Regions from separate parts of the Homo sapiens genome. Here region 1 is linked to region 2. The links are chromatin contacts, found by Hi-C or POLR2A ChIA-PET in ENCODE. All regions are on one chromosome and are shown on one strand. Each heading gives the region's core, a stretch centred on a gene start or an enhancer-like site at or near the end of the contact. The rest is flanking DNA. Distances are from core to core; before and after follow the strand shown.

Region 1 (3,838 bases), core at 238-2,737, 190 kb after region 2:
TACACTGTTGCTTCAAGTGCTTGCAATTTCACATTTCTATCCTGCAATTAATTGTGGAGGCTACTCTGGGATGGCTCCGCAGCTCCTGTGATTACTGTTCTGTTGGCACCACTGGGGGTGAGGGTCTGTCCTCACTTCCGCAGACCCTGCATTTTCCAGGGTTTCCATAATGGCTGGAAATAAAAATGGCAGCAGGGAATCTGGGTGAAGTCTTCTGTGCTGGAAAATGAAGAATTAAAATGGGCAGAAGGATGGAAACAAGCCGCTACAGGACGTGTTTTGACAGCATGTGAGTTGCGTGGGCATGTGACTGGACCAGCCCTTTCTTGGCATCCGTCTGGCTTTTTCTTAGTGGCCCCAGTTCTTCCCCATTGGAGACTCATCCTGCTCTCACGTTCTCACAGTCTTCAAAGAAACCAAATCTAGCAGTCACCTGCCTTGAGTTCACTGGTGCTTAACATCCAGGCACATCCTTGGCACAAGAAAACAGGAAAGTGCGTCTTAGCTAAAACATACAGCGGTGTGCTTGTACCAGAAGAAAGCCTGCACATTATCCCATTCAAATGCGTATGCTTTTGGGTCATGACTGGCATGTGTTCAGTGGATTTATCTACTCTATCTTCTTCCTTGATTGGGCATTCCTAAACATCAGTGTCTTATGTCCACATGACCCCTTCTGTAGGCAGTACTTTGCCCATCTCCCCATATTTACCCCTTATGTCCCCTACACGTTTGCACTCAGATTTCCAAGCCATGAGCAGCTTCCCCACTGTGGCAGGCAACAGCCCACCAGTGTTTCTTCCCTCCTCACTTTTGCTTGTGCCATTTTCCCTGCTCCCCAGAGAACGTCTTTTTAACATTCAGCTGCAGTTACCTTTAGGAAGCCTCTCCTCACATTTTATGCCATGCCTGAAACCAACCACTTTCTCTCCATGCCCTTTATAACATGTATTATGAGATTTCACCTGTGTGTTTATTTACATGTTGATCTCCTTCCACTATGTCATAAGTCCTTTGAGGTCAGAGATAGTGTCTTATCTCCTGTACCCAGCCCAGTGCCTCAAATTTGTACCAAATGTGTGTCTGTTGAGCCGATGATGATGATGATGGAAGTACACAATACAGCATAGAAACTGACTCAGGCTTTTACTGCACTCCTCACCCCAAATCCAGGTGACTCTCCCCATTTTAGCCCTACATCTGGATCAAGTTAAAATGATCCTGTTTTAACCCAATTCATAAAGCCACATGGCTCTGGGATCCTTTAGAGAAACATCTATCAGCTAAGAAAAAGGTTGCATCTTCTCAGAGACACATGATTATTTACATTCCGACTGTGGTACCTCGTCCTGACTGATCTGTGGCTCATCTTAATGTCAGATATGTACAGACTTGCAGCATGCCATCCCACAGATTGTTATTCATGCTTGGTTCTCTGTGCGGGGACTCCAACAGAGCTTTTCACTCTGGGTGCTTAGTCACTAGATGTGCGTGGGAGGCAGCAAGATTGGAACAAGGGGCAAAGAGTTGCCAGTGTCATTTCCTTCATGCAGCATTTGTCTTTGTTGTAAAGCACCCTGGTATCCATGCTCATGGTGACATAGTTTCTCTTTCTCCTGCTTAAGATACCCCAAGTCCCCAGATTCTTTATAGGGTCATCAGTCATCTGTCGTCTTTGACTTCAGTGACTGCTGCCAGGAGGAAGCACTCTTAAAGATAGGCTTTGAATGCTTACATCCCTGGAAGAGGAGAAGCAAATTATTTCTGGGGCCTCTTTCAAGATTACCCCATTAGCATACAGAGACATTGATATTGACTGAGCAGGTCATTCTTGTGCAGGATTTTAATTGCTTCTAATTATAGGATTATCATTTAAGCACAAGATTAATTGCTGTGAAATTATTGCAAGGAACTTTATCTTCTGGAAAGTAAATGTGTTAGCCAAGTGAGAAATCTCTTAGAAGCTTGCAAATGATGTCTTTTCAATCACTTTCCATTGAAACTTTCTTCTAATGCTTGGGGAATGAGAGAGAGATCTTGGGGGATCAGGAGGGAAGACGAAATAAATAACAGATAAATGCTCCTTTTGTTTCCCGGTTCTCCATCAAAAGGGTGGAAAACTTGAAGTGTTTGGGAATGGTTATGTTCACCAATGGAAATGTCCTAAAATAAATGCAGAAATTTTTTTCCTCTCTTGATCCATGTCATCTTCAACGGTGGGTGGGTAGGAATGGCTCAGTAGGAAGCTAGAATAGGCAGGTGCTGTCCTATGGTCCTTTTCAACACCAAGCTGCTCTGATATCTTAGCAAAAAATATGTATATATATATTTTCAGATGTGTTGTAAAGGAATCTCCCATTAACATGTATACACCTGCTCTGATTATTGGCATCAAAATGGTACAGAGAAACATCAGACTATGTGCATCTTAGCTTGTAGGCGTTTCCAATTGGAAAGATTCAGATTTCCTGAGAAAATATGAGATAAGTTAGCTCCTGAGCTTGTTCTAAAATATCCCCATTTGAATAGGGGGCCATGGCCACCCACTGGAAGCTCTGCACAGAGCATCCCCATGAGGGACTTTTTATACTGAGAATGGTAGCTGCCTTTACATGCATTTTCCTTTTTAATTAATGCAAGGTTTGTGGTTAATTAAAGATAGTCAGGGTCCCTTTTCAAACCAAAGCAGGCACTTTTTCCTAGAATAAAGAAGAGAGAATAGAAGCAAGGCAAACTTCCTATAAAAGTTTTTGCAGTGGGGGTGGTGAATTTGGGGAATGTGGCCTGAAGGAAGTGTTGTTTCATCAACTTCGACTCACTTGAGGTAGGGAATGTAATCAAAAGAGACACCTTCCTCACTGAACACCCAGCAGGGACATGGCTCTTTTTCTGGGAAATGCCGCACTGACCTCCCTTTCTCTTTGTTAAGTCACTCAGCTGGGAGTGGGGGTACAGTGCAGGAGAGACACATTTCTCTGGGATATATTGCTGCTGTCATCTTATGGCCCGCACAGGTGGAAGAACTCTCGTGGAAGAACTCTCACAGGTGAACATCTGCCCAAAAGAGCAAGTGTATGTGCAGTGAATGTTAGAAATAGCACCAGAGCCCTCCTTACTCTTTACTAATACCCAACCTCTCTGAAAGACCCTGAAGTCTGTTTCAATCCCTCCCACCCCAATATGGCAGGGACTCTGTTATCCTTAAAACTTCTGGCTTCTGAAGGATGCTAGTATATATTTGAAAAACAAAAAAATCCCAGCATACTTTACATGACCAACACTCCATAAAGAAAGAATACAGCAGGCTTGTGTTTATAAAATAATAGAAGTGACTTGCATTTAGAGGATACTATGGTGCATTAGTCTATTCTCATTCTGCTATGAAGAAATACCCGAGACTGGTAATTTCTAGAGGAAAGAGGTTTAATTGACTCACAGTTCTGCAGGGCTGGGGAGGCCTCAGGAAACTTACGATCATGGCAGAAGAAGAAGCAAACACATCCTTCTTCACGTGGCGGCAGGAAGGAGAAGAAGAATGAGAGCCCAGTAAAGGGGAAAGCCCCTTATAAAACCATCAGATCTCAGCCGGGCACAGTGGCTCATGCCTGTAATCCCAGCACTTTGGGAGGTCAAGGTGGGCAGATCACCTGAGGTCAAGAGTTCAAGACCAGCCTGGCCAACATGGTGAAACCCCCTCTCTACTAAAAATACAAGAAATTAGCTGGGCATGGTGGCAGACACCTGTAATCCCAGCTACTTGGGAGGCTGAGGCAGAGGCAGGAGAATTGCTTGAACCCAGGAGGCAGAGGTTGCAGTGAGCTGAGATGGCGCCATTGCA
Region 2 (3,866 bases), core at 1,321-3,820:
CTCATTGCTTTAATTTGCAGATCCCTAATGACATATTATATTGAGCATCTTTTCACATGCATATTTGCCATCTGTACATCTTCTTTGGTGAGATATCTGGTCTTGTGCCCATTTTTAATTGGGCTGTTTGTTTTCCTATTGCTGAATTTTAAGAGTTATTTGTATATTTTGTATAATACTTCTTTATCAGATTTATTTTTTGCAATATTTTCTCCCAGCCTATAATATCTTCTGATTCTTTTGACAGTGTCTTTTGCAGAGCAGAAGTTTTTAATTATAATGAAATCCAGCTTACCAATTATTTTTTCATGGATTGCTCCTTTGGCCTTTGGTATTGTATCTAAAACGTTATTGCCAAACCCAAGGTCATCTAGATCTTTCTCCTTTGTTATTTTGTAGAGTTTTACAATTTTGTGTTTTGGTTTTTTTAATTAAATACAAAGGGATTGGTGGTTTTTGTTTCTTGGTAGAAACATAGTTTGTTTCTTTACCAGTGACATAAGCAATAACTTAAGTAAATAAATGAATGACTAGGAAACTCTTTGACTAGGCCAACCCCCATAGCCTTAATAACCACAACTTAACATTTGCAGAATAGGAAGGACTAATCCTTTAATTTATCTTTTATGTCTATCCAGAACTTTAGTCCTATGAGCTGTTTTGTAAACGAGATTTGTTTTGTGGGAAAGGGAATTTTGTTTCAAGACTTCCCTAAGAAACTGATAGCATCGGGTAATTCTTAAATTTGACTTATCATAATGGTATATCTGGAAGGAATTTGTCAACTGATATGTTATAATTATTTTTTAATTTTTTTTAATTTTTGAGATAGGTCTTACTCTCTTGCCCAGACTGGAGTGCAGTGGTGTGATCATGGTTCACAGCAGCCTCAAACTCCTGGGCTCAAGAGATCCTCCCACCTCAGTCTCCTGAGTAGCTGGGACTAAAGGCATGTGCCACCATGCCTGGCTAGTTAATTTTTTTTTTTTTTTAAGTAGAGATGAAGTCTTGCTGTGTTGTCCAAGCTGGTCTCACACTCCTGAGCTTGAGCAGTCCTCCCACCTTGGCCCCTCAAAAGTGTTGAGATTACAGAGGGGAGCCACTGTGCCTGGCCTGATATGTTTTAATTCTAACAGTAGATCTGCATAGAGAGAAAAGTTGGTATTATGAACAAAGGTAGCTTTAATTCGAAGAGACAACCATCCCCATTCCACAACCTCTTTCCACCCAAGCAAGGAAATTTATTGAGGCCAGTAACATTTTAAATGCTTTTTGGAGTTGTTTATTTGCATGTACTTTCTTTCTTATTGTGTAAGATTTGACTTTTTTTTTTAAAGGAGTTTCTTCACATGGATAACTCAGTTTGTATAGCCTAATGTAATCTCAGCAATAAGTCAAAAGCTGTTCTTCTGTAGGGCTATATAGTTCTCTGACATAGGAAATCATTCTTAGTTCCATTATATTGAGAAGAAACAGAGAAGCATTTTACATCCAAGTGCACCAGCAGCTGTTTTGTTACATAGCTGCTGTGTGCAGAGCCCAATACTGAGAATTTTAAGAAGTCACTGAAATATGTCGAAGCACGAGGATGGGTCTGGATCTCCTCACTCTAGACGCCTGTACCTTTTTTCTGTAGTCGGTGAATGAAATTTTGGAACATGAACTGCACGTGTGGAAAGAATTTGTGTGTGGGTGGAGGAAGCATCTAATGGGAACTGAGCTGGGGGAAGTAGAGCTTGGTCCCAGGTGTCCCAGCTGGAAGAGTTTGAAGCCAGACCCAGGGAGCCCTGCGTTTGAGGCCACCTGCACTGCTCACAAGCCACGGGCCTTGGGAAGCCCTTTCTGGGAACTTGCTTGTGGAGCTGAGATGGGGGTCAGAATTATTCTGCAAAGTGGTTCCCACTGAGCAACAAGTGACTTTCTCTTCCTCCACGTTTTCTTCTCCTTACCTCAAAATGGAAGAAACTTCTTGGCAAAATACCATTTAACATAATTTGGCCACACTGAACATTTAAAAATAATCAAAGATGGAGTCTGTGCTGTTAAGAATTGATAAGTATTCCACATAAAATCTAAACATCGTTCTTTTCTTTATTAAATTTTTGGTGTAATGCACAAAAACTTGAAACTTCAGCTTTTAATAAAATTGACTTTATTTCTAAAGAGAAGTGGGAATAACAGTGGTGCTAAGATTAGCAGTAAAAGCCTTTAACCTGCGAATTCCTTCACGCTGGGGTCAAAGAAGGGAAGTCCACGTGGATGTTTGACTTGTGACCTCTTCCTTCATTTAAAAAAAAAAAAGACTTAAATTACTCATGCCCTCAGTTTAAATTTGTGACTGGCATTTGAAACTATGGAATGATTCACTTTTCCTTGTAGCAAGAAAATTTGAAAATGAAAGCAAAATGATGCTCATATTCAAACTGAACCTACTATGAAAAGATGTTTGCTGATGGCTTCGTTGCCCTGCAAACACACACGACAGAGATGGCTGTTGTTCAACACATTATTTTCCTCTTCCTCTGAGCATCTTAGAGAGGGATGACTGTGCATGTTGCCTCATGCGCAGGAGGTGGTGTGCAAAGATCTTTTGGTTTGTATCGTGGCTTACAGGCTCTCATTTAGGCCATGGCATGGTACATTCCAATACCATGAGTGGTTAAATCTCAGGAATTCCAAAGTGTATGAACGGAGTGATGTCAGCTGTACTCTCATTTCATGCTATGTAGCCAGATGTCGTGTAGCTAACCTCAGCAGTTACTATACATAATGTGCTATAACTGGCTGATTTAAGGTAAACTGCCTCAGTTTCCTCATCTGTAAATGATGGCTTTTGACTAAATAATAGCTTAGTTTTCATTGTGAACAAAATGCTTGTTTAGCTGGGCAAACACATTTTTTTTTGCAGAAAAACAGCCCTATCACCAATAGTACCTGCTCTAGTGCTTTTAAAAATTAGAATGAAATTTTGTTTGTACATTTTTGTTTGTTTTTGACAGTCTCACTGTGTCACCCAGGCTGGAGTGCAGTGGCACCATCTTGGCTCACCACAGCCTCAAACTCCTGGGCTCAAGCGATCCTCCTGCTTCAACCTCCTGAGTAGCTGGGACCACAGGTGCATGCTAGTATGCCTAGCTAATTTTTTAATTTTTTGTGGAGATGGGGTCTCACTATGTTGCTCAGGCTTGTCTTGAACTTCTGGGCTCAAGCGATCCCCACGCCTTGGCCTTCCAAAGTGCTAGGATTACAGGTATGAGCCACTGCGTCTGGCCTTGGTTGTACTTAAAAAACAAAAACAAAAAATTAAAAAAAAAAACAACAGAAAACTTTTCATGGCTCCCAGGAGCATTTATATGACTAACAAGTTATCTTTCCTTGCTGATAGTTCCACTTTCCTCGTGTTTGACAGAAATGACTCTTAGTTTAGGAACTCCTCATTAGCTGTTTCCAGGAGCAGTGGGGTATCATTTTGATGCTTCTTTATTTCTTCTATGCAACTAAAATACAAAGTGAAGATACGATGTCTCTGAAATGATAAAGCTACATTTGTCAAAAAGCACATATTTTCCATTCGACATTTTGGCTTAAAGAAATGAAAACTACAGAATGACTTTTTCCTTTATCTGGGTCTGTGCTGTGTATTTACCTATTTAAAAAGATATACAGGTGAAAAATATTTTTTGAAATGAACTTGTCTGAATCAAGATGCACACTCTTGCAGCAACATCACAGGGTGTCTCTGTCACTGAGGACTCTGTCCTCATTTGTGTGGGCTGACTGGGTCGCTGGCTGTGGGAGGCACACATTTGCTATCTTGGTGCAGCAGTTTGTAGTCAGCTGACTGACTTGTTCCTGCACATGCATTT

The links. A loop is a pair of places that touch in the nucleus more often than their neighbours do. ChIA-PET counts read pairs that join two places held with the same protein, here RNA polymerase II (POLR2A). Pooled maps may share reads with other maps.
Region 1: a loop to region 2 is called in a pooled map, with 5 times the contacts of the local background. The contact joins two enhancer-like sites. A Hi-C loop is called at or near these places in 7 of 50 pooled maps. POLR2A ChIA-PET finds 5 or more read pairs at or near these places in 2 of 52 experiments (H1 and common myeloid progenitor, CD34-positive).

What each region holds. Positions count from the first base shown.
Region 1 is chr17:66,654,615-66,658,452 of GRCh38, forward strand. The region is part of intron 5 of PRKCA (protein kinase C alpha); the gene reads left to right. Among named protein-coding and RNA genes, the nearest start is that of MIR634, 130 kb to the right of the region's middle. RefSeq lists a silencer at 1-71. Within about 2 kb of position 1,488, at least 2 of the 41 ENCODE cell types and tissues checked have a DNase peak (open chromatin) inside an H3K27ac peak, as active enhancers do.
Region 2 is chr17:66,464,586-66,468,451 of GRCh38, forward strand. All of the region lies in intron 2 of PRKCA (protein kinase C alpha), which reads left to right. Among named protein-coding and RNA genes, the nearest start is that of PRKCA-AS1, 50 kb to the left of the region's middle. RefSeq lists a silencer at 2,426-2,720. Within about 2 kb of position 2,571, at least 14 of the 41 ENCODE cell types and tissues checked have a DNase peak (open chromatin) inside an H3K27ac peak, as active enhancers do.